Linked DNA regions of Homo sapiens: all the other regions are linked to region 2. Evidence: chromatin loops called from intact Hi-C (ENCODE). Cell type or tissue: Caco-2. All regions are shown on one strand. Each heading gives the region's core, and the rest is flanking DNA. Links, peaks and the distances in the headings are about the cores only.

Region 1 (8,033 bases), core at 1,984-6,983, 140 kb before region 2:
GAGGCAGGCGGATCACTTGAGGTCAGGAGTTTGAGACCAGCCTAGCCAACATGGTGAAACCCTGTCTCTACTAAAAATACAAAAATCAGCCGGGCGTGGTGGTGCATGCCTGTAGTCCCAGCTACTCGGGAGGCTGAGGCACGAGAATTGCTTGAATCCAGGGGGCGGAGGTTGCAGTGAGCTGATACAGCATTGCACTCCAGCCTGGGCGACAGAGCGAGACATCGTCTCAAAAAAAAAAAAAAAAAATAGATTTTAGCAGACGACAGTGAACTTTATTATTTGAGAATTCTGAGAATTCCTATTTTGATGCTAGGGATATAAAAAGCACAGAAGTGAAGTCCAGATTAGTTATTTCTGAGAGAAGAAGGGGATTATCATGAGAAAGGGGAATTCAGGGGCTGTTGAGGTACTGGCAGTTTTAAAATTTCTTGACTTGGGTTATAGTTACATGGTTGTTCACTTCTACAATAATTCTTTAAGTTGTATATTTATGTGAATGTATTTTTCAAAATGTGAGGCATTGTACTGAGAAAAAGGTTAAATCTAAGTATGATGTATGTATTTGTATGTATTCATATACTCTTTTACCCAGTTATTCTACTTTCAGAAATGTATTCTGAGGAAACAAAGCAATCAAGGGGCGTGAACAAGTAATTATGTACAAGATATTAATTATAAATTATTTCTAATAGGGAAAAACAATGTTAATGTTGAACTATAGGGAATTTATTAAACATGGCACATGCACACATTTAGATGTCTTAATGAAGTCATTAAAATATTGTATCCAAAAAATATTTAATGGTATAGCAAAATGCTTCCAATAGAAGGAAATGGTCCAAAATGTTTGTGAATGACATTTATTTCTGTTACAATTTTTATAACAAAATTAAGACATTATTTTTTGTCAAAATTTTCTGTAATTTCTAAATTTTTACAAGTTATGTATATGGCAAAGGTTGTACACTAAGAATTTTTTTTTTTTTCAAGACTGAGTCTCGCTCTTGTTGCCCAGGCTGGAGTGCAGTGGTGTGATCTCGGCTCACTGCAACCTCTGCCTCCCAGGTTCAAGTGATTCTCCTGCCTCAGCCTCCCGAGTAGCTAGGATTACAGGCGCCCGCCACCACGCCTGGCTAATTTTTGTATTTTTAGTAGTGATAGGGTTTCACCATGTTGGCCAGGTTAGTCTCAAACTTCTGACCTCAAGTGATCCGCCCGCCTTGGCCTCCCAAAGTGCTGGGATTACAGGTGTGAGCCACCGTGCCTGGCCAATAACTTTTATTTTTAAATGAACAAACTATACTTCTTTTAAATAACAGAAAATTAACTGAATTTTCTTCAGATTTTATATGTACACAAATTTATTCAAAATTATTTTAGTGGCTTGAAGATTAGTTGTCATAGACGAAAAGTTATCGGAGTGACAATTTCAAATGTATTTCTAAGACAGTAGCATCTGAATAGTTTATTTTCTCATATAGCATTCAAAGTTTAAAATCTGTTCTATACTGTAACATCCCAATCCAGGATTTGTTTTATACAAAAATCTGACCACCTAAATGTTTTTTAACAGATATAAAAATGATACTGTATTTACAGTTAAAAAGAAAAAAAAAAAAACCCCAAACTCCAAACCCTGTCATTATCTTTACAGTCAATTATATTTTGTTTGCAGATCCAGGAGTTTATATCAACTCTTTTAAAACCCTTCTTCTATTTATCTCTATTTTAGTTTGTGCAGAAGAGTTAATATAGCAGGCCTAAACTACTATCTCATAAAAGGCTTGAAAGGCCTACTAAGGTTGGCCCTTGAGAGGTTTATCTGGGAACTTGGATTTCAGGACGGTCCTCTACATTCCTGACTGAAAAGACTGACTCACTGTGTCTAAACTGTTTGTGCTAACAATGTGATTTAGGCTGAACACCTGCTTTCTTTCTGGGAGTCTGGAATTTGGTTAAGTGCCAAGTGGAAGATGCCTATGTGACCAGCCCCCAATAAAAACCCAGGGCAGAGTCTCTAATAAGCTTCCCTGGTTGGCACCATTTCACATGTGTTGTCACAACTCATTGCTGGGGAGACCCTTGAAAGCTTGTGCCTGGTTTCCCCTGGACTTCAGCTAATGTATCTTTTCCTTTTGCTGATTTCTCTTTATATCCTTTAGCTATAATAAATCATAGCTGTGAATATGACTATATGCTGAGTCCTTTGAGTTTTCTTAGTGAATCATCAAGCCTGGGGGTGGTCTTGGGGATCCCTGACACACAGTTTGCAAAACTAAAATCAACTAAACATTTTGATACTGTGAGTCAAAAGAGATGTTTACTTTGCTGAAAGAACAAATAGCAATTTATATCATCACACATAAAAAGAAAAAATCAAAATAGATTATATAAGACTAGCTATGAAAATATGAGCAAATCTTCAAATAGATTAAAATGCTACAGTACAGATATTTATTGCTTGGTATGAGACAAACATATTTTCCCTTAAGCAGCAAGTTTGCTGGTAAGTAGTAATCAGTTCCACTCTATCAGTATAAATAAATTTCACAAACACTCCCTTCCCCAGGCATAAATACTAGACCAAAAAAAAATAATAATAAAAAAAGAGCTTTCAGTTTATCGCCTTTGTGAGCTACAAAAACACAAACTGCTAATATTATTTTAAAATATACAAAAAAATTAAAGATATAAAAGGTAAAAATATTAAAGATAAAAAATTTAAAAGATACAAAAAAATTATTTTAAAAGATACACATCATGTCGGATGTGTTTTAAATCAATATTTAATTATTGTAAAAGTCTCCCCGTGGTATATGTAATCGCTCTGTAATAAGGTAATTAAAATTCCTTGGCCAGCCAATTTAGGATTTACAGCTTAACTCAAGTACCAGATACTACTAAAGACAAGCCCAAATGTGTCACTTAGAAATAAATATTTAACTTGTGGGGATAACCCAACTCAGCCTGTCTTCAAAACTGAACCTGTATTTAAAATATGTTTCAGCAAATTGCTACAGACAGGTTCAAATTTAAGTGTAATCCCAAAGTAATGGATGTGCAAATATATGCAGATGTCTACAAAACTACTGTGTGTGTTGGGACAATGATGATATAGCCTTTATGTTGTATTACCCCCATTTTAAAGGTCAATCATCTCTTGACCTGCCCGGTCAGAACTCACATCTGCAAAAGTGAATGTCTAGAGGTGGGACCTGGGTACCTGCTTGTTTAACAAGTTTTATACCGGATTTTCTAACCTAAAATTTGAAATTTACTAATCTAATCTTTTCCATATCTAAAATTCTGGTTTTGTGAGTCTCTGTTTTTAAGCATGCTTTAAACTTATAAACCATTTGTGATTAAGTAGATATCAACTATTATTATTATTATTATTTTATTTTTAGAGACAGAGTCTTGCTCTGTAACCCAGGCTGGAGTGCAGTGGTGCTATCTTGGCTCACTGCAACCTCTGCTTTCTGGGTTCAAGTGATTCTCCTGCCTCAGCCTCCCGAGTAGCTGGGATTACAGGTGTGTGCCACCACACCCGGCTAATTTTTGTATTTTTAGTAGAGACGGGGTTTTGCCATGTTGGCCAGGCTGGTCTCAAACTCCTGACCTCAAGTGATCCACCTACCTTAGCCTCCCAAACTGCTGGGATTACAGGTGTAAGCCACCAAGTCCGGCTTATTATTTTTGAGACAGGGTCTCACTTTGTTGCCCACACTGGAGTACAGTGGCATGATCTTGGTTCACTGCAATTTCTGCCTCTGTGGCTCAAGTAATTCTCCCACCTCAGCCTCCCAAGTAGCTGGGACTACAGGTGTGTGCCACCATGCTTGGCTAATTTTTAAAATTTTTTCGTAGAGATGAGGTCTCACTCTATTGCCCAGGCTGGTCTCAAACCCCTAGGTGATCCTCCTGCCTTGGCCTCCCAAACTGCTGGGATTATAGGCGTAAGCCACTGAGCCCAGCCATCAACTAGTTCTAAGGATTTTCTAACATGATAAACAACATTCTCGGGCCATATAATTTCATGACTTCAGTTTAGGAAGAAAAAAAGGAGTGTTGGTTATACATAGTCTGTGGCAAAGACAGATATGGACACCATATTAAGAAACTCACTCATGATCCAAATATGCTGTTTTGTCTAGCCTTTTCTCCACCAAAATGATAAATGCTGCTTCTAAGTAGCCAACAAACAACAAAACTAACTGACCTAATTTTATTTTATTTTTTTGCCTTTCATTGTCTACACTGTATGGGTGTCATGTTACAAAAACTGTAAAAAGGATCCAGATAACCCATAACCTGAGCAATGAGCCCCTAAATACCAGGGGTAATTACATCTGTTGCCAGAAACATGAGGGCAATTCTGGAGTAGCTTAGTCTACGTAGCAGCTATAGAAGCAATCTCTCACCTAGCCAGTAGGTGGAACTATACACAAGTGCATTGGCTTTGTTTTTTGCTCCACATGACTTTAAATCTTAGAGTAATCGATATTTTTGGTTTGTTTGAAACCCAGGAGATAAGGAGGATGCAAAAAACTGTGCAAGGCCAATTGTTGAGGTGAATTTACAAAACAATGATACAAAAGAACAATTTTCTATTTCTAGTTTGCTTCTGGCCCTTTTGAGAAATAACTAAGTTATTTTAACTGAATTTATAATCTACTTTCAGGTCCCTAGAGCTAATAAAACAATTCTAAATTCAGAAATCTGTCAGTTAAAATTCATGTTCAATCAGGGAAAACTGAGTATCAACTGATCATGACATGATATTAAGGAATTATTGTTGATTTTGTTAGGTATAATAATAATATGATCATTTAAAAAATCCTTATCTGTTAGAAATACAAACAAGAGTATTTATAGGTGAAATTATAGTGCTTTAGAAATCTCCAGGGGAGAAAAAGACATCAGGAGGAACAGAATAGGAATGGCAAAATGTTTTGATAACTATTGAAGCTTGGTGACCAGTATGCTGGGGTTTATTATACTATTCTCTCTTTTCATTTGAAATTTTCCACAATTACACTGTTAAAAAAGAAAACAAAACAAAAGAAAACATAAGGCCATGTTCTAGTGATTTGGGTTAACACTGGGATCAGGTCACTGGAAAATATCCAATTTAACCAGGTCTCATCTCGATATACAGCCAACCATGAATTATTTCCATCACAACATACAAAATTAGTTACATAAAATCCCACACAGACTACTTCAACAATGAGGGACTAAAACTATCCTGTTAAAGCCACTGGAAATAATACTTTATAGTTAAAAAGCACTTCACCACTTACAAAGGGAAGTCACATACAGTTTCTCATCTAGTTCTCATAATCTTAGGAAGATTCTGAAGGTAAGCAAACTGAGGCTCAGGGAACTTATAAAACTTGGCCAACCTCACATAATTAGTAAAAGTGACAGAGCTGGGATGTTAACCCAGGTTTTATGAAACCAAAGATCCTTTTTTCTCTACTACACTGTCACTAAGTCCCCTTTGATACAATTAGCATACATGGTGAAATTTAGGTGAATTTTTAAAATTTGCTTTCTGTGATCATTACTTTATATAGTATGTAAAACTTGCTTTTTAGGAGGCTGGGCGTGGTGGCTCACACCTGTAATTCCAGAACTTTGGGAGGCTGAGGAGGGTTGATCACTTGAGGCCAGGGGTGTGAGACCAGCCTGGCCAACATGATGAAACACCGTCTCTTCAAAAAATACAAAAATTAGCCAGGCGTGGTGGCATGCGCCTGTAGTCCCAGCTACATGGGAAGCTGAGGCAAAGAATCGCTTGAACCCAGGAGGTGGAGGCTGAAGTGAGCCAAGATGGCGCCACTGCACTCCAGCCTGGGCGACAGAGTGAGACTGTTAAAAACAAAAACAACAACAACAAAAAACAAACCCAACTTGTTCTTAGTTTTCTCAGAAAATAAACATACAGACAGAAATATATTTCTTGAATAAAGAATAAAATTAAACCAGATAAGTAATTTTAAAAGAATTATAATATCTTGGCCGGGCACAGTGGCTCATGCCTGTAATCCCAGCACTTTGGGAGGCCGAGGCAAGCAGATCACCTGAGGTCAGGAGTTCGAGACCAGCCTGGCCAACATGGTGAAACCCTGTCTCTACTAAAAATACAAAAATTAGCCAGGCGTGGTGACCTGTGCCTGGGAGGCTGAGGGAGGAGAATCGCTTGAACCTGGGAGACGGAGGTTGCAGTGAGCCAAGATCGCGCCGCTGCACGCCAGCCTGGACAACAGAGCAAGACTCTGTCTCAAAAAAAAAAAAAAAACAAAAGAATTACAATATCTTAAAATTAGAAGGGATGTTAGAGGCCATCTCTAGTCCAAAATTAAAACCTTATCTTCAGGCCCCTTGGAAGGATCCAGCTTCAACTTGAGTGCTTCTAGTGAGAAACTACATAGTCTGTGAGACAGGCTGCTTCATTCATGGAGTAAGTTTAATCATCAAAAAGGTCTTCTTTAGTTAGAGGTGACGTCTGCCACTTGTTGATTCTAGTTACAGCCTCTGATGCCACACTGAATAAGCATATAGTCTTATATATGACAATCTTTCAAATAACTGTGGACATTGATTATGTTCTATCTATGGGCTTCTGCTTTGGGGACTCTTCCAGCAGAATAATGAAACGAATACATTCGTGGATAACCAAAGCCTCCCAGTCTTTTCAACAGCTCTTCTAGGCCAGTGGTCTTCAACCTAGGATTTGGGTATCTCTGGGAATACCCAAAGTCCTTCCAGGAGACACATGAACTAGGATATTTTTAAGGCAATCAATTTCCATATCTTCATTTTCCATAATTTTGTCTGTTTGTAAACAAGTCTGTGGTCTGCGGTTTTTCTTTTACATCTCCACAACTACAATCACCCATCTCCACATCTCCAGTTACCCATCCAAAAGGCAAACTACTCCTCCAACCCAAAAAGCCTAACTTCAAAGAGATGGCTGGGAAATGCACAGCCCCTGAGGGAGGGAGAGACCTTTGAAAGCAAAACAAAGAGAGTTTGAGAAAAAAAGGGAGGTTCCACCTTACTTTATCCAGGCAATATATTCATGGTAAGCTGTTTAAGAATTCAAAATCAATACTAAGATGAGTGTCACAGGGATGTCCATTTAACACTTTAATTTTGTTTGAAAAATGAAGTCAGATTTTTTTTTTCCCTGACAGAAAATGAGTCTGATTTGGCTGAGTGATTTGACAATAAGGACTAGCATTGCCATGTAGGTCACATAGCAGACATTTTCCATACAGTGAATGAGATAAACAGGCAATTCTACAGTTGTGTAGAAAATATATTTAAGGCTGGGCGTGGTGGCTCATGCCTGTAATCCCAGCACTTTGGGAGGCCGAGGCGGGCAGATCACAAGGTCAGGAGTTCGAGACCAGCCTGGCCAACTTGGTGAAACCTATCTCTACTAAATAATACAAAAATTAGCCGGGCATGGTGGCACGTGCCTGTAGTCCCAGCTATTCGGGAGGCTGAGGCAGGAGAATTGCTTGAACCCAGGGGGCGGAGGTTGCAGTGAGCCGAGATTGCGCCACTGCACTCCAGCCTGGGTGACAGAGTGAGACTCTGTTCAAAAAAACAAACAAACAAAACATATTTAAAAGAATATTCAAGATACTGAGAATTATATTCTCACAATAAAAGTTTTTATATATCAACCTAAAAAATATGTGAAGGGGTACATACGTTTTTCAAAATTCTTTTTTTTTTTTTTTTTTTTTTGAGGCAGGGTCTTGTTCTGTTGCCCAGGCTAGAGTACAGTGGTGCAATCATGGCTCACTAAAGCCTTGACTTCCCAGGCTCAGGTGATTCTCCAACCTCAGCCTCCCAAGTAACTGGGACTACAGGCGTGTGCCACCATGCCCACCTAGTTTTTGTATTTTTTGTAGAGACAGGGTTTCGCCATGTTGCCCACGCTGGTCTTGAACTCCTGAGCTCAAGCAATCCGCCTGCCTTGGCCTCCCAAGGTGCTGGGATTATTGGCATGA
Region 2 (8,033 bases), core at 945-5,944:
ACTCAGATTGAGGAACACTATTATTACATTCTTTAACAATAAGGCTAGCTTGAATTCATTATTTCACATAATGGCATTTTATAATTGGCACTGACCAAGTCAGATTTTGTAGGATATGAATGAGATTTCACAGTTCATAGTAGTTAAGGTAGCCATAGAGTACCTATCACCTCAAAATTAGCTTGCTGCCCCTCTTTATGCAGCTCTGAAACAGTCAGAAAAGATGAATTTTTTTCTCCCAGGGGTGTTTCCTGAAAAATATTCTATCAATTACAAATCAGCAGAATATGGACTGTGTTAATGTGATTCTGACCATTTCTTTTTGATATCCAAAGAGATCACATCATCACCCTTCCAGACTTTAAGGAATCAGAACTAGTTACCAAAACTGATTCAGAGATGGCTATTTTACATCTTCACAATATAATTAACATTTTAATCTCACATTTTCCAATTATGACTTTGTTAGTTCATTTACATCAGCTATAACTAAGATGCAACAAACATCATTCACCCACACATACAGTCATTTGGAGGCTTTTGGGAAACACCTAATTTATCTTCACTGGGTGCTCCTAAGAATGAGGAAACCAAGGAGATTTTTGATGCATTTTTCTCTCTAGAACTGTGCTATTCACATGTGGCTACTGGGCACCTGAAACGTGGCTGGTCCGACTGGGAAACTGAATTTTGAATTGTATTTAATTTTAATTAATTAAAATTTAAATTTAGAAAAAGGTACTTGATTCGGTTATTGGAAAACTTTTATGTATATTGGGAACAACTTGGGTATGTGAATATACTTTTGCAAACGCAAATTTTATGAAACCTAAATACAGATTAAGTATTTCTGATTTTCATCAGAAATGTAGCTTAGTGTCAGAATTGAGATGTGCTATTAGTGTAAAATACACATTGGGATTTCAAAGACTTAGCATAAAAGATGTAAAATATTTCATTAATATTTTTTCATATTGATTACATGTTGAAATGTTAAGTTTGGATCTACAGGGTTAAATAAAATATTTTATTAAAATTAATTGCACCTGTATGTTTTTATTAAATGTGGCTACTAGAAAATTTTAAATTACAAATGTGGCTCATAATATATCTTTTGGACAGTGCTGTTCTAGAACACTTCCACAAGCACTTTAACAGGACACATTTGGATACTTTCCTTTTAAGTCTGGCTGGTCATGTAACAATAGGGCAAGGAGTAACATGTCCTCACATCAATTGGGTCTGAGTAAAGTGTGTAGCAAGCTCTACCCACAATTTCACCATGTGAGGCAACACTGTAATACCTCAATATGGAAAGAAAAGGAAACAAATTAGCACTCAAATTGAAATTGAGTACTGCAGACAACTTAAAAGAGATAGGGCCAACTGCTTTAAGGTCTTGGTTTCATTTCCCAACTGTGGACCTTAAAATAGACAATAAAGCACCGCTTCCAAAAAAAAAAAAAAAAAAAAAAAGAGGTAAGATATTTCAATGTTAGCTCTAGCGATCCTTATTAAGCAAAAATTTGCTCTTAAATCTTATCTCCTCAACTTCTAAAGCCGCAGAATACACGCTGTGTTAGGAAATCAACTTCAGATTGCCAGCATTTCCTTCACAAGCAAATTAGCAGGATTGTGCACTTGGAGTACTGTTTGACAAGAATGAAAAGGAAACTATTCAAAATAGATTTAAGGAATGGACAATTAGATGAGGAACTGCAGATTTAATTCTCAATCAGCACTGTGATTAATCTGATTCCCTGCTTTTCCCCAGCGTAATTATACAACACAGATGAAAGGATGAGCATTTGGACTGTCAGTTCTATATTCTAGACCAGCCCGGTGACTCAAAGCAGACGGCTCTACCACGCTAACCACCATCCCAACAACAGTCGAGGGGAGTCTCGAGCACTGATTGAACAGTCATTGCATAACAAGGCATTAAAAATTCGAATGCCCCCAACTCTTTCCACGTTCGTGTACACCAGGAGGGAATTTGCTGAAACTGAAAGCACCCCGTCTTAAATGACCCCCTCCAATCCGAGCATGGGGTGTACACAAAGGCATCTGTCTAATATCCCGCACAATAGACACACACCCCACAATTAAAACCCTGGACTCTCTCACCACACAAGCAAAGGAAATGCAAGCTGCTCTGTTTCAAAAATGGTCTATGGTACATGCAAGGTAACAATAACCCCAACTGAAGCAACTATAAAATCGGCTGTGCCACGTCCCTGTGCAACCGTCAGATAAAATGCAGGCAGCCGGCCCCACGCCTTACGGGGTGGCCAACCTCGGCTCGGTGGCCTCAATGGACCGCTGAGAACCCCCAGGCCCCCGCCTGGCAGGAGCTCCAGGTACACGTCTATAAATACTCCAGGATGAGAAGGACGAGAGGGGAAGAGGGGAAGGAGGGAGGGCAGGGGGCAGGCCCCGAGCGGGTGCGGGAAGACCGGGGCATCACTGAAATGCATTTTTCCACACTCCCGCTCCCTCGCGTGGAGACTCACTTTCCGATCACCTCGCACAGCTCGTACACATCCTCGAACAGCACGTCGTCGTCGGCCATGGTCCGGAGGGGATAGCGGCCGCAGCGTGGAGGGCTTCGAAAACGGGGGTGGGGGCGCCCAAGAGCTCAGTGCCCAGCCCCGGGATCGCCTCCTCCCCTCAGGACCCGCGAGCCCTCGGTGCCGAGGACGCTCGAGTGGGGCCGCGAGGCCCAGAGACTGCGGCGCCTTCCTCTGCAGGCGACCGCCCCGGCGCGGGCGGCGGGGCCGGGGCGCGGGAGCGAGGGCGGCCCGGGCCCGGCGCCGCCCGCCCGCCCGCTGCTTCTCGCGCTGCTCGGGCCGCGCTGCCCGGCGTGCGGATCCTCGGGGACCGCGCGGCGTCGCGCTCTCCGCTCGTCAGCCCGCGCGGGCCGCGAGGCCGCGACCGCTCCCTCTGTCCGAGGCCGGCTCCGTCGCGTCGCGGAGCAGCTCGGGCTACAGAGGGGGCCGCGGCAGGACCATGGAGCGAGGATCGCCGCGGAGGGAGGTGGCGGCGGCGGCGGATCGGCGCTGGGGACCAGGAGGCGGCGGCAGAGACGCTCCCTCCTCTTTCTCCTCCTCCCGCAGCCGCCACCGCCCGCCCGGGAGTGGGAGGGGGCTTCGCGGGACCGGCGCTCTGTGCGGGCGGGAGCCGCGGCCGCCGCCTTCTGCTCCGCCCCTACGCCTCAGCAGCCGACCGGCTCGCCAGCCCCGCTCACCCGCCTCGCGCAGACACGCCCTCCTCCCCCGTCGGCGGCGCGGCTTCCAGAACCACAGGCTCCGCCCACTCCAACCGGTCGGGAGGCGGTGGCCCAGGGAAAGGGGAGCGGGCCGAGCGGCGCATGCGCGGGGCGCCGGCCGCGTCACGGCGAACGGGCGGGCACCGGGATTCTAGAGGGCGCGGGGGGTTGAGTGGGGCGCGCCGGCTGCAGCTGCCGAGGCGGGGCTGGTTGGGGTCGTCGCCTCCGCGCCTAGCCGCGACCAAGCCGCGAAAGGGGCTGGAGACAAAAGGTCCACGGCTGCACGCTCGTTGTCCGGCAAGAGGCACGAAACTCTGGCCGCTCCCCTTTCCTTCTTTTGTAATCGCAGGGAGCCTTTCCCAGTTTTTTGCTGGGAAAAGAGGCAGGGAAAGGGTGCTAATGAATGAGAAAGCTAAAAGAGAGGTGGAGAGAGGTTGTCACTGAATCCGTGCTTGGCAGCGGATGCTTTTAGTGCTACCCTGTCATTCCTTAATGAAGATGAGGGCTGGGGGTAAGGGGAGGTCGTCCAAGAAAAGGACTAAACAAAAACTGCCTAGGAAGGTGTGCGACAGCAAACGGTCATCTATAGAGACAGCTTCTCCCACGTTCTGCCCCAAACTCAACAAATATCTATCCAGCGCCTACCCTCACTAGAGACCAACCTAGAGAGAAGCTAGGAAGGCAGGGACAAACCGTGACTTTAAGCTCATTTGTATATTGTCCTCAAACTCCCAGGACCTACTCTGCTCTCTATACTCCCTATAAATGTTAGACTTGTCAGGAACAGAATGCAACTAGAGGGAGTGCAGGCACAGGAGCAGCCAGGGAGTGAGGTTCTGGGTGTTGCCGCTGTGCTAGGTTGCATTCAATATGAAGATTTCTGTTCAACTGAGCATGTGCGGAATGAGCCAGCGCCATCAGACAGGTATATGCCTCAGTTGAAGACCAATAGTGTCTTTGTTCCTCCGCACAGCAAAAGTGCCCAATTAGTTCATAAGTCAGTTTCCAGAAATCGTCTGGTAAATTTCTCAGTGCAGTATTTTTTTTAAAAAAAGTATTTATTAATACCAAAGTGGAGGGGGTGATGTGGAGACTCACAGCCTATTTTCTCTTCAGAAACGTTTCGTGCAAACCCTTGACCACTCCCTCAAAAGGCTGAGAGATTTGCCTGCTAAGGATTTGGGTACTAAACCTTTTTTTTTTTTTTAAATGCAGATCAGAGGACAAGTGTAATTGCACACGGTTTTCCTCCTTTCTCAAAGAGCTTGTGCATTCTCTAGAGACGGGGGCTTCAGAACTTGAGAAACATTGCCTCCTTTAAGGGTCCAAGAGTTACTCACCACAAGTTGGCATGTCCAGCTCATGTCTAATGAATAAGGCGTCACTCCATTCTGCCCTGAAGTGCACAGGGACCCTCTCAAGTCACCTTGTCAGCTTCACTTCTTTTCCCCAGCCCAAGACTGAGCTATACCAAGCCTTGTCGACTTCATTTTGGGGTTTGTTGTCTTCTACAGGGACCTATGCTCAGAGGTAGAAAAGGACAATCATAAAGTAAAACAGAAAAGAAAGTGCAGGTGAAAAAAAGAGAGACAGACGATTGCAAAAATAAGTAAGTGCTCTGCTCATAGGATCACAGTTGGTTTGGATCTGGAAAGAGACTCCCTCACTTACAGATGGAAGAATGTGGTGGTTGCTCTCCCAAAAGCCATCCCACCCCTCTCCCCCACCATGGGGTAGCAGCTCTGGACTTGAGGTGAGATTGTAACCATCTTTACTGGAGAGGTGGGCTCTGATTAATTAAACTAACACATGCAGCCCCCTTGCCACAGCGATAAGCCTAATTTAATCAGCTCTTGGCACTCCCTGGTCACAAGCTTTGAGTGGTTTGAGGTCTGCCAATCAGCACAAAGCTGAGGACTTTTTCTCCTGATCTGTACTTAGATCTCCCAGTTCCCAGTGTAATATTTAGTCATATAGAAATTCTCTGCAATACACATCCCTCAGAAGTTGTACCATGTATGATGGTTAGAAGTAGATCCTCTCTGCTTCGGGGACTAAAATAAGCAAACCTTTTAAATTAATTTTTCTCTGGGTGTCTTCCAAAAATCCAATACTGTTCCAACAAATAAGCCCATGTATTAGTGAGTCAGGTGTCAATAATTTGGTTCTGTTTTCGTTTCCACAAAGAAAATGTTAAAGTAAGTGCATCTATTAGATTGTGTTCAGATGTTAGCAACTGAATATTCAACTAACAGTGGTTTAAACAAATGCAAGGGGGCGGGGTGCTCTTTTCCATGTAGCAAGGAGATGTGTGGTTATTAACATTGATCAGCTATTCAAGTGCGTCATCAGTGACCTAGGTTTATTCGTTCCACTCTGCCATTCTTGTAATGTTAGCATCTCATCCTCAGGCTTGTTGCCTCATCATTATGAGATGGCTGCTGCAATTTCAGACATTAAAGGGAGGAAGCAGGAGGGCAGTAAGGACAGGAGAGGCCTTTCTGCTCCGTCTCTCATCTATTAGGGAAAGAAAATATCTTTTTCTCATCTCACGGGCCAGGACAGAGTCACAGGCAGCAACACTTACCTGCAAGGGAAGCTGGGGACACGGATATTTGTCTTCTCCTGCCTCCTCTTGGGAGGTAGACAAGGGAGAAGTAGGGGGAAAATGGGCTTTGGTAGCAGGCTGGAGTGCAGTGGCACGATCTTGGCTCACTGTAACCTCCACCTCCTGGGTTCAAGCGATTCTTCCACCTCAGCCTCCCAAGTAGCTGGGATTACAGGCACCTGACACCATGCCCAGCTAATTTTTGTATTTTTAGTATAGGCGGGGTTTCACCATGTTGGCCAGGCTGGTCTTGAACTCCTGACCTCAAGTGATCCGCCCTTCTCGGCCTCCCAAACTGCTGGGATTACAGGCTTGAGCCACTGTACCCGGCCGATTTCTAATGCTAGGAAAATTACCAATAAAACAGTTCTACGTCTTCATCATAATGTAGCTATACCTCTAGTATATAATTGATAGGCCTTAAAAAATTCAGAAACATCTAAAACCCCACAAGGATGGAGTTGGTGCTAAACAAATTTGATTCTCAGATGTCAGTGCAAATTTTCAGTGACTTCGAGGTCTTGGACTTTCCTCACAACTGCACTAGACATTCTCAGGTTGTCGGGCTCCCACATCATTTCAGCATGACACAGACATACAAGGGAAAAACACACTCCAGAGAAATATTAGCATGAGGGCCACACACAGAGGTCAGTGTGGCACGGGGCTAATTTAGGCAATTTAGAGTTCAGCCTCACTCCATAGTATGATTGTTTAAGGATATAAATTATTACTGAATTAATGAATAAAATTAAGAATGACACTGTTCTCAACTGGAATAGTTATTGCCTCACGGTATAAACAGGATGTTCTAAGCTAAAATGAAAGACACCCTTCCTCTCTCCAGAAAAAGCTACATATATTAGACTTATACTCTGATATCATTTTGCAAGTTATTTATTTTATATTTATTCAATGAATGTCTGTGTTAGCCATGGGGGCTATAGCTGCAAATGGTTCCCGCCCTCTCTGAACTTCATTCTAAAAGAAAACAAGTTGTCGGCAAGTAATTACATTGAAGAGTGATGTTTGTTAGGATTTAGGAAGTATGGGGAACACATATTGAGAGGACTTATGGGTTGGGGAAGGCCCAGTTGAAAAAATGTTTAGAACAAGACTATAGAAATTATAGAAATTAATCAGGTGAAGGGAGTAGGGGCCAGTTGATTATCGGTAGAGAAAACAACATTTCTGAAGTCTTGGAGGTGAGCAAGCATATGCTCTTTTAGAAGAAGAATATGCTGTTTTGGAGAAGTAGGTCACGGCTAGATCATAGCCTATAGGAAGAAAGAGGCCAGAGGGAGTTAGAGAAATAGGCAGGGGCCAGACACTGAAAGGCATCAATTACCATTTTAAAGAGTTCACTCACTGAAAGATTACAGATTTCAGTGGTACTAGAGTCTTATGTGTAGACTGAGTTACCCTGAAACCCCAAGCATGAACAGAATTCTACTTTTAAGTAATTATTCCCTTTGCACTGGGTGCATGTTGTTCTCTCCCTTGCTTTTAAAAATCCAGATACTCCTGTAGTAAATATGAAATCCTTTAAATGGTTTCAGCAGACACTGTAGGTGCTCCATTCAAATTCCCTCGGATCCCCTTTCCCATTTCTGTGTGCCTCACTCCAGCTTCAGTGTATTTTTGCTTCCAAAGTTCATACCTGTGACTCCAAAGGACTTCCCACAAGCTACTGGAATCATTTTGCCCACGCGGAAGTGCCTGGGAGTTTAGGTTGATTAGCTGTTAGCCAATGACCCATAGTGCAAGAATATGAAAGCCTTGACTGGGGAAGAGGGGACAACTCTGAGGGGTTACTTACAGTCCAGAGGTCCTCTGTGGGATCAGGCTGAAGGTACCCTTCCCAGGACTTTGCCTGAAATCCGACCCTTGTTTGGTTCCCTTTCCTACTTCTCTCATTACCTACCAAGTTTCTCCTGGGCGCACTTCCTTACTAAATCACTTGCTCATGAATACCCTATCAGGATCAGCTTTTGAGGAATCCATCCTAAGACAATGGCGTTTCTCCAAGTGATAACTGCCTCAGAATCACCTGGAAGCTTATGAAAAGTGTTAAAAATGTTGATTCCTGGGCCCCACCCAAGACATACTGAACCTGAATCTCCTGGAACATGTTGCAGGGATCTGTATTTATTTTTA
Region 3 (8,033 bases), core at 1,984-6,983, 170 kb after region 2:
CTTTACACCTTTAATAAAACTTCTTTAGCATCAGGGCCGCAACAAACAGAACTTGAGGAAAAAAACTTATATGAGCTGAATATGAGTTGGAGAGAATTACTGTTTCATGCCCTTTAAAAGGGGAGAAAAAACTGAAAACGGTGAGAGGCACTAACAGTTGAACTTTGGGTTAAAAAAATTAAAATCTCTTGTAATTTATTAAGAGTAAGTCAATCCCTTATGAAAATTTCATTGTTCTAACCAATTATTTAGTGTATAAGTGTTTTTTTTAACACCTGTAATTTCCCTTTAATTACAGACAAGTTGATCATATAAAAGTTTCTTTTAAATAAATCCTCCTATTGTGATTTAAACAGACTGTTCATGACACACTTGAACTTTCTGGTTTGTCCTGAACATCCCTCTTTCTTAAACAATCAGTCACTTTATTCTAGAACTAAATTTACCGTACAAGATTCTTTCTCATATAAAATTATTTCTCTTTAAGCTTTCTTACCAAAAAACCTCTTTGTTTTTATAACTTTATTTACATCTTTCTTATTTCCTCGTTCCCTTTACCTTGTTTTATACATGACCTTTAAATAAGCTTTGAATTAGACAAAAATTGTTCACCTTTTAAAAAAAACATTTTTTTGAAAGAATGTTTTCCTACAATAGATTTTTATTGGAAAATACCCAAATAATGAAATATCTATTATTTAATATAACTTTAGATTGTAAATTATGATGCATTTGTCTACCACACTTTAGATTGTAAATTATGATGAATTTGTCTACCAGTACTTATTCCATTACATTTACCTAATTATTTTATTTTAATTGTTTGCCTAGATTATTTATGAAAACTGCGATAGTCATCATTTAAAGCTACAGAACCACTGTTGCAAAATTATAACTGAGACAGTGAAAAAGCTCTGATCTAACTCACTCCATCTTGCTTCTAACTTCCAAGCTGTCCTTTTTCATTCCTGGGCATAGGCCAAACTAACTTTGGGAGGAACTCAGTTTATAGTTTAGCTTTGAAACAAAGACAGCAATAGTCCTTTGCCAAAACAAACCTTACTGCCTATGGACTAGACCACTTAAAATCACAAGATTAGAAGTTATGGTTATCTTACTAAATTCAAGATATAGCTATTTTCATGAAACCTATATTAATGTCTTATTTATTAAAAATTACATAAGCAAAGATCATTCTGTCTTGGTTGGGTTTATAGTTTTATAACCCTATGCCAAATTTTGAAACCTTATAGTATTTGTCAGGAATAAGTGTGAAATTGCTTGATTAATAAATGCAAACAAAAATGTATACTGGCAATTCTTAAGACATTTCTAATATTACTTTAGCAATAATTTTAAAGCTAGCTTATTTATTAAAGATTTTACTTGTTACGTAAACATGAAAAAGCATTTGACTAGTCTTTTCTTTTTTTCCTGATAAAGTATTTGATTCAAGCACTTTTATATTCTTAAGCCAATTAATTAGAGCTCTTTTATATATTTTCAGTAGTGAAACACTGTGTATACAACACATAAATACATAGATGTATTAGGCATGTCAATAGAAGTACATCTTATAGGGTCATAAAGACCCTTTTTTCTCCTATCTTAGACTTTCAAATTGATGATAACCTGTTTCACAAGCCTAGGCAGTTGTCAGCTAAATAGCCTTAAATTTGCAAATTAAAGGAAACAACTCAGGTGAAAATCAAATAGCAAAATTTACATCATAAGGTACGGAGAGAAAAAGTATGATGTGCTAGAGGGAAATTAAAACTGATTTAATTGCCAACTAAAATTATAAAAATGATAGAAATTATAAAGGCCTTTTAAATATATATACACACATATACACACACATACAAAGATCCTATAGCTTCTACTTCAGAACTTTAGCCATGAGATAAATACAAATTCACCACTTTGCAAAAAAACCTGTTGGATCCAAACAGTGGTTTTTATCTTAATTAAAAAAAACCAGCAGATTTAAAGCATGCAGAAAAGAAAGTAGAAAGAAAGAGAACTTGAGAACTCTGTAGTTTTAAGGTCAACCTTAAGATTCTTTTTCCTTAATGCAAATGTGCACATAGACCATATTCTTTCCATTTTACATCTATAAAACCTATGGAGTGCTCAAAAGGGGGGGTCATTCTCCTTGTTTTCTCCTCATTCTTAGATTATTTGTTATCTACTTTGTCTTAAAAGGAGAAGCTGAGATATGACCTAGGGTTTTTGTGTGGTGGATCTGTGTCTGCTGCTTGTGGGCAGGACAACACAGTGTATCACCACTGAGTCGTTTCCACCCTTTTACGTGTTTCAGTTTCTCTCTCCCGAGGTCTGTGACCTCTGAGAGGGCTCAGAATGCCAGCTGATTAGCCCTTATATGCGTTTCCTGGATGAGCTATTTTTTAAAACAGTAATTTTTGTTGGGAATTTCCCTGTAGGGCTGCTGCATGTCACAGGGGGGTCAACCCCCCAGACACTCCCATGAGGTCCCTGGTCACCCAGGGGCACCTTTTGGCTGGGAGGAGAAAAATGCCCTTTCTCTTCCGAGCTGAGAAAACTGTCTCTCATTTACCGATGAAAACAACTGTTCTGTTCCTCATGCAAATGCACACAGACAAGCCAAAATGAAATTAATTTGGGGAGAAAAAGCAATAGGGAAGACCCTTTAGAATGTATCTTCGAACTAGAATTAAGATCCTTAAACAACTTCCTAGGAGAAAAGAAAAAAAACAACAGCCAAGACCACTTCCTGTAAACTGTGCTCAGCCACCCCTAAATTTGTAGCTCTCGTATGCTATTACACACACCAAACTCAAATCCTCTCACAGTACAAGGTAATCTCTGGTATCCCTAAAGAGGTCGGGTTATGCAATACAGGAAAACAGAACTTTAGACCTAAGAAGAATCTGCCCATGACTCTTGAAACTCCAAAGAAAGCAGAACTCCCCCAAAGGGGTGAGTGGGGCATTTGTTCTGATTCATTTAAAGGGGTTCGAATCATTAGAAGCCTTCTCTAAATTTTTTGGTACTGCAGATGGCAAACGGGGAAGGCGGTATAGGGTGGAAGAAAAGTAAACGAAAGAACATTTGTTGTTTTTTAAGACAGGAAGCAAATACAGAAACCAAGTGCATTTTTTTCCCTCTTTTGCAGCTGCAAGGAGTTTTAGCCAAATTAGAGAGGATTTGTTACTCATAATTTGGAATTCTCACTCGGATTTGACCAAGTCAGGTAGAGTTAGTCAAATCTGATGGGAGAAAGACCGGAACAAACAATAAAAATACCCCCAACAATATGATCACTGAGCGCTGTAATGGTAAGGGGAAATTAAGACCAGCTGGTTGTTAAACTTTAGCCAAGACAAAACCCCAATTCTGCTACTTACCTAGGGATGGGTCTCAGGCTAAAGGCTGCTTTCTACCATCCTAGAAGCAGGAAAAAAACCTCAAACTCGTCCTCCCTGCCGGGAGCAAGCTCAAACTCCATAAAGGAGTTACCTGCCTTCCATCATTATGGAAGCTGAAAAGCTTGCCTTTCTTGTTGGAAGCAAGTAAAAATCCAAAAAAAAGGGGTTATACAGCAAAATAAACTTTTGATTTCAATCAAATTTTGGGAGATCAGGGATTTTCTGGAGTAAGTGCTCCCAGACCTCAGCAAATTGTCCTATTGGTTTGAGCCATAAAGTTAGCTCATGCTGGTACCAAGCACTGATAGCAGATTTGTCAAAGGTCAGGGGTACCTCCACCCGGAATCCCTCCATCGTTACCAAAATGTGAAACCCGAATATCTGAGATAGGTCTCAGTTAATTTAGAAAGTTTATTTTGTCAAGGTTGAGGACGTGCACCTGTGACACAGCCTCAGCAGGTCCTGACGACATGTCCAAGGTGGTCAGAGCACAATTTTTTTTTATACATTTTAGAGAGACATGAGACATCAATCAACATATGTAAGATGAACATTGGTTCGGTCTGGAAGGGCGGGACAACTCGAAGAAAACGGGGGACAACTCGAAGTGGGGAGGGAGCTTCCTGGCCATAGGTAGACAAGAGACAAATGGTTGCATTCTTTTGAGCTTCTGATTAGCCTCTCCAAAGGAGGCAATTAGATATGCATTTATAATAAAATGGGAGACAGGTTTTTCCCAGTTCCCAGCTTAACTTTTCCCTTTAGCATAGTGATTTTGGGGCCCCAAGATTTATTTTCCTTTCACAATATGATTAGGTTAATAGTGATTTGTCTTATAACCTTTCAGGAACCCCTTTACTGAAAATGAGAATATTGTGAATAAATTATCATTTACATGCTCCCATTGTGGAATGTGATCATAATTTTAGCAAAGGGCTTGCTGATTACTGGACTGAGAATCACCAAAGAAGTGAGATAAAATGTGTGGAAGGGTTTGGAAGGCCTCTGCAAAGAGCAGGGAGAAGGGAGTGGAGAAAGATAAGGCAAAAGCACACAGAAATGAAAAAGAGTACAGTAGGTCCTCTGTACCTGATGGTTCCATATCAGCAGATTCAACCTACTGCAGATCAAAAGTATTTGAAAAAAATAATGAGAAATAAAAATAAAATCCTAAGACCCCCAACTGACTGAACAGACCTCCTCTTGGCTAAGGGGAATCCCAGAGAAACCTGAAAAGTGGAGTTCCTGGCCATGAAAGGATAGGAGGTAAGACATGCCTCAATAGGCCTTTTTCTTATTAATTTTTAACCCAAATTCTTTCCTAAAGAGTAAGCAGAAATCAGTGGTGGAAAATCAGAAATGGACGACTCATTCCTTTATCATCCTTAGCCAAGTATCTGGGGCAGTGACCAGATTTTCCTTCCCGTTTGTGGTTTCAACACAGCAACTGACCAGCATTCCTTCCTGATAAGAGGCCACCGATCATGGAGTGGTTCCGGCCGGTCTACAAATGACGTACAGTGAGGGTTTTCACGTCCTCTGCTTCACCTTTTGACATCAGAAGGCTGAGAACTCCACCCTCTGATCATGCTAACACACCATTTTTTGTACATGTGACCCATGAAGAGGCATGAAATTCGATTGGATATATGCATGCTTCTTTCATAAATATTCATAAATCCTCCTACAGCTTATTAAATATGTATACTTACACAACCCATCCAGCACAAATTCCTTTCTTATCCTTCCCTCCCTCAAAGTGTTTGCTCTCAGCTTTTACTGGAAGCTACGCATCCCAGCCTGTGGCATGGCCAGCCTGCAGGCTGCAACCCTTTATGAGAAATACAGCTCTCCTTTCCAAATTTATAAACCTTGTGGTTCTTCAGTTGACAATAACAATACAACAGTAAAAAAAATCCAAATAAAATATAGTATAACAATTATTTACATAGCATTTATAATGTATTAAGTGTTATAAGTAATCTAGAGATAATTCAAACTATATGGGAGGATGTGTGTAAGTTATATGCAAATATTGCACCATTTTATGTAGAAGACTTGAGCATCCACAGATTTTGGTATTCTCTTGGAGTGCTGGAACCAATCCCCTGTGGATATGGAGGGATGGACAACTATATTATGAAGTGTGGGTATGACTGAGAACCAAATGACATTGCCTCAGTATCAGTGGTCAGTTGCCTGAAGAGTCTTGAGCCCCTCAAGCTGAGCCAGTGGGAAGAACAATTTTGTGGGGCCTATGCCTGTTAAAACTGCTCTTTCAGACTAGATAGTTCTAGCAGAATCTTAGTGGTCCCCAGCCTGTTTGGAAATGCCTGGAACTTTTTCAACAAAAGCAGAGACTCTTCCTTGATGGTGGAGAAGCACAAAGGGGAGCCAGGAAAAAGCACACATTTTGCTCAAGAAAGCTTTGGAGAAACAAAAATTGTAGAGAGAAAGTAAATGAACACTACAGAATCAAAACAAAAACAAAATCACTATTTATGAAGAAAAACTGGAAGGAAATACAGTTGATATGGTGATGGGATTTGAGCTATCCTTTATTCCAAATTTTCTGCGATGTGATTATATTGTAAGTTTTTCATTTTAAGAGAAAGTAATTCCGGCAGTTTGGTGTGTGTGTGTGTGTGTAATGGGGTAGCGGGTGGTGAGCAAGCCCTGGACTTGTAGTCAGGGGCTCTAGGTTAAACTTTAGCTCTGTTACCAGCTGCTCACTTCTGAGCTAGTTATTTAACTCCTCTCTGCCTTGGTTTCCTTATGTTGAAAGCTGAAATCAACATAAATTCCGTTCCTGTGTTTAACAATACTGAGACCAGGCATATGTTCCTGTTCCCATGTTAAAAAATACTGAGAACAAACAAAAATAACTTAAGCTACTTGCTCTAGGAAATAATAGTTCCTAGAAGATAAGACTGTTAACTAACTAAAATAACTCACCTATGAAGACTAACAGCTTACTCATAAAGACTCGTTCAAGTCTTTCCTGTGCCCACCAATCCAAAGCTAGTATGTCGTAAACTCGGCCCAGTCCTAGTTTTGCACCTTGTAAAACTCACCTTAAAATCACCCAGCTCAGGCCCTAAAACTCTATAAAGATACTTCCAACTTACCCCTTCTGAGACACTACTAAGACTGTCAAGATGGTGTTCTTCCTTACCGCAGTGAGTCTGATCAGGATACCCCTCAACTGCTTTGCATGGTACTGTAACAGGTTCTCCTGGCAGGTTTTTTGAGGACTTGACAATATGTAAAAGAGGATGGTTGGACTCTATACTCTCAGAAGTCCCTTTTATTTCTCACTTTCTCAAATTCGTGTTGGTGACATTTTCTTCTTGTTGGCTGTCTTTCTGACATGGATTCAGTCACTTTTACAAACTATTTTTTCAGGCTTTGTTATTTTTCTTTTTCCTTCCTTAATTTGAAAGTGCAGTCTAAGCTGGGCATTTCAGAGGAACAGCCACTGGTAGGTTCCAGCTGCAATTAAGAAGCTGAAAGATGGATAGTGGTGATGGTTGTGCAACCATGTGAATGTATTTAATGCTACAGAACTGTACAATTAAAATGGTAAAAATGATAAATTTTGTTATGTATATTTTACCAGAATTTTTTTTCTTATTAATACAGTATTTGTTTGTCTTTTCTCTGTCAAAACCTGAGCCAACCACGTTCCCCAGGCTGCCTGAGGAGGTATAGGAAAAGGAACACACAGGGCTGACCACACGTGGGAGAAAGAACTATGGGAGGTGGAGATGGCTCCTTCACATGGCAGAGAGGATGAGAAAGGCCACCATCAGGCAAAAGCACCCCATGGCGTCTCAGAGGGCAAAGCCCAGAGTGGCGTAGGAGAAGAGCTGTTGCTTCAGAGAAGGGTTCCTGGCATAACCAATGATGAGGCTCCCAAACACAGTCCCAATCTGAGCCGCAGAGCCAGCCACCCCAACTGCGGCAGCCCCAGCTCCAGTGAACTTGGCTGTTGTGTCGATGTCCCTTGAAATGGTGCTGGTTTGGAAGCTGCGGCTAGAGACAAGTGAGGTAAGGGGACGTGAGACTGCCAAGCTGCTGAGGCTCTCATCTGTCAGTATCTCCGGTCATTTCAGCACCACTGCAGATAGCTGACGGCTCAGCAGCTGTGAGGTGCTCTTGACCAATGAGGGAGAGGAGACGAGCTTGGAGCAGGCGAACGTTTTCCGGGGCTGAGGGGCTGTAGCAGGAGAGCTGCTCCCACTGCAGAGAAGACAGTACCAGAATTTTTTTAAAAGAAGAAGCTAAAGGCAATTTCCTCTTTCCAATATTTACACTGGCACCATAGGATGCCAGCAAAGGGCTGCTGGAAACTGTTCCTCTTCTAGGTTAAAAGACATATACACGAAATGTACAGGTCTAGAGCTTGTTAGAGTAAGGAGGTGCTCAGTGTCCAGCCTCCTCCTCCTCCTTTCTCCTTCTTCTCCGGGGAAGAGTAGGAGAGGCAACACTTTCTTTCCTATTCCTATTTAGCTGGATTTCAAACCTAAGAGTATAAAGACAGAGTGGGTAAATACCCAGAACCTGGTTCAGGAACGTCTTGGTTCAGTACACCCCTCTATTCTGACCCAATTTTTGCACTGG

What was found. Peaks named below come from ENCODE experiments on the same cell type or tissue, not always from the same donor. Only the 100,000 strongest peaks of a DNase experiment are listed, where the experiment ranks them.
Region 1: a loop joins it to region 2, with 4 times the contacts of the local background. A loop is called at or near these places in 18 of 110 quality-filtered maps.
Region 3: a loop joins it to region 2, with 10 times the contacts of the local background. A loop is called at or near these places in 5 of 110 quality-filtered maps.

What each region holds. Positions count from the first base shown.
Region 1 is chrX:41,777,258-41,785,290 of GRCh38, forward strand. The region is part of intron 3 of CASK (calcium/calmodulin dependent serine protein kinase); the gene reads right to left. Among named protein-coding and RNA genes, the nearest start is that of GPR82, 57 kb to the left of the region's middle. In Caco-2, for the core only: a CTCF peak has its summit at 4,435 (motif pointing right); no DNase peak of the experiment used is centred there.
Region 2 is chrX:41,920,417-41,928,449 of GRCh38, forward strand. CASK (calcium/calmodulin dependent serine protein kinase) reads right to left here and starts at 3,138. Exons shown (of 27, transcript NM_001367721.1): 1 at 2,514-3,138. The coding sequence starts at 2,572. RefSeq lists silencers at 2,593-2,642, 2,913-3,492. In Caco-2, for the core only: no CTCF peak of the experiment used is centred there; DNase peaks (open chromatin) are centred at 2,595, 3,275 and 4,125; H3K4me3 peaks cover 3,813 bases.
Region 3 is chrX:42,091,565-42,099,597 of GRCh38, forward strand. It overlaps the pseudogene ATP5MC2P4. Among named protein-coding and RNA genes, the nearest start is that of CASK, 170 kb to the left of the region's middle. In Caco-2, for the core only: no CTCF peak of the experiment used is centred there; a DNase peak (open chromatin) is centred at 4,897.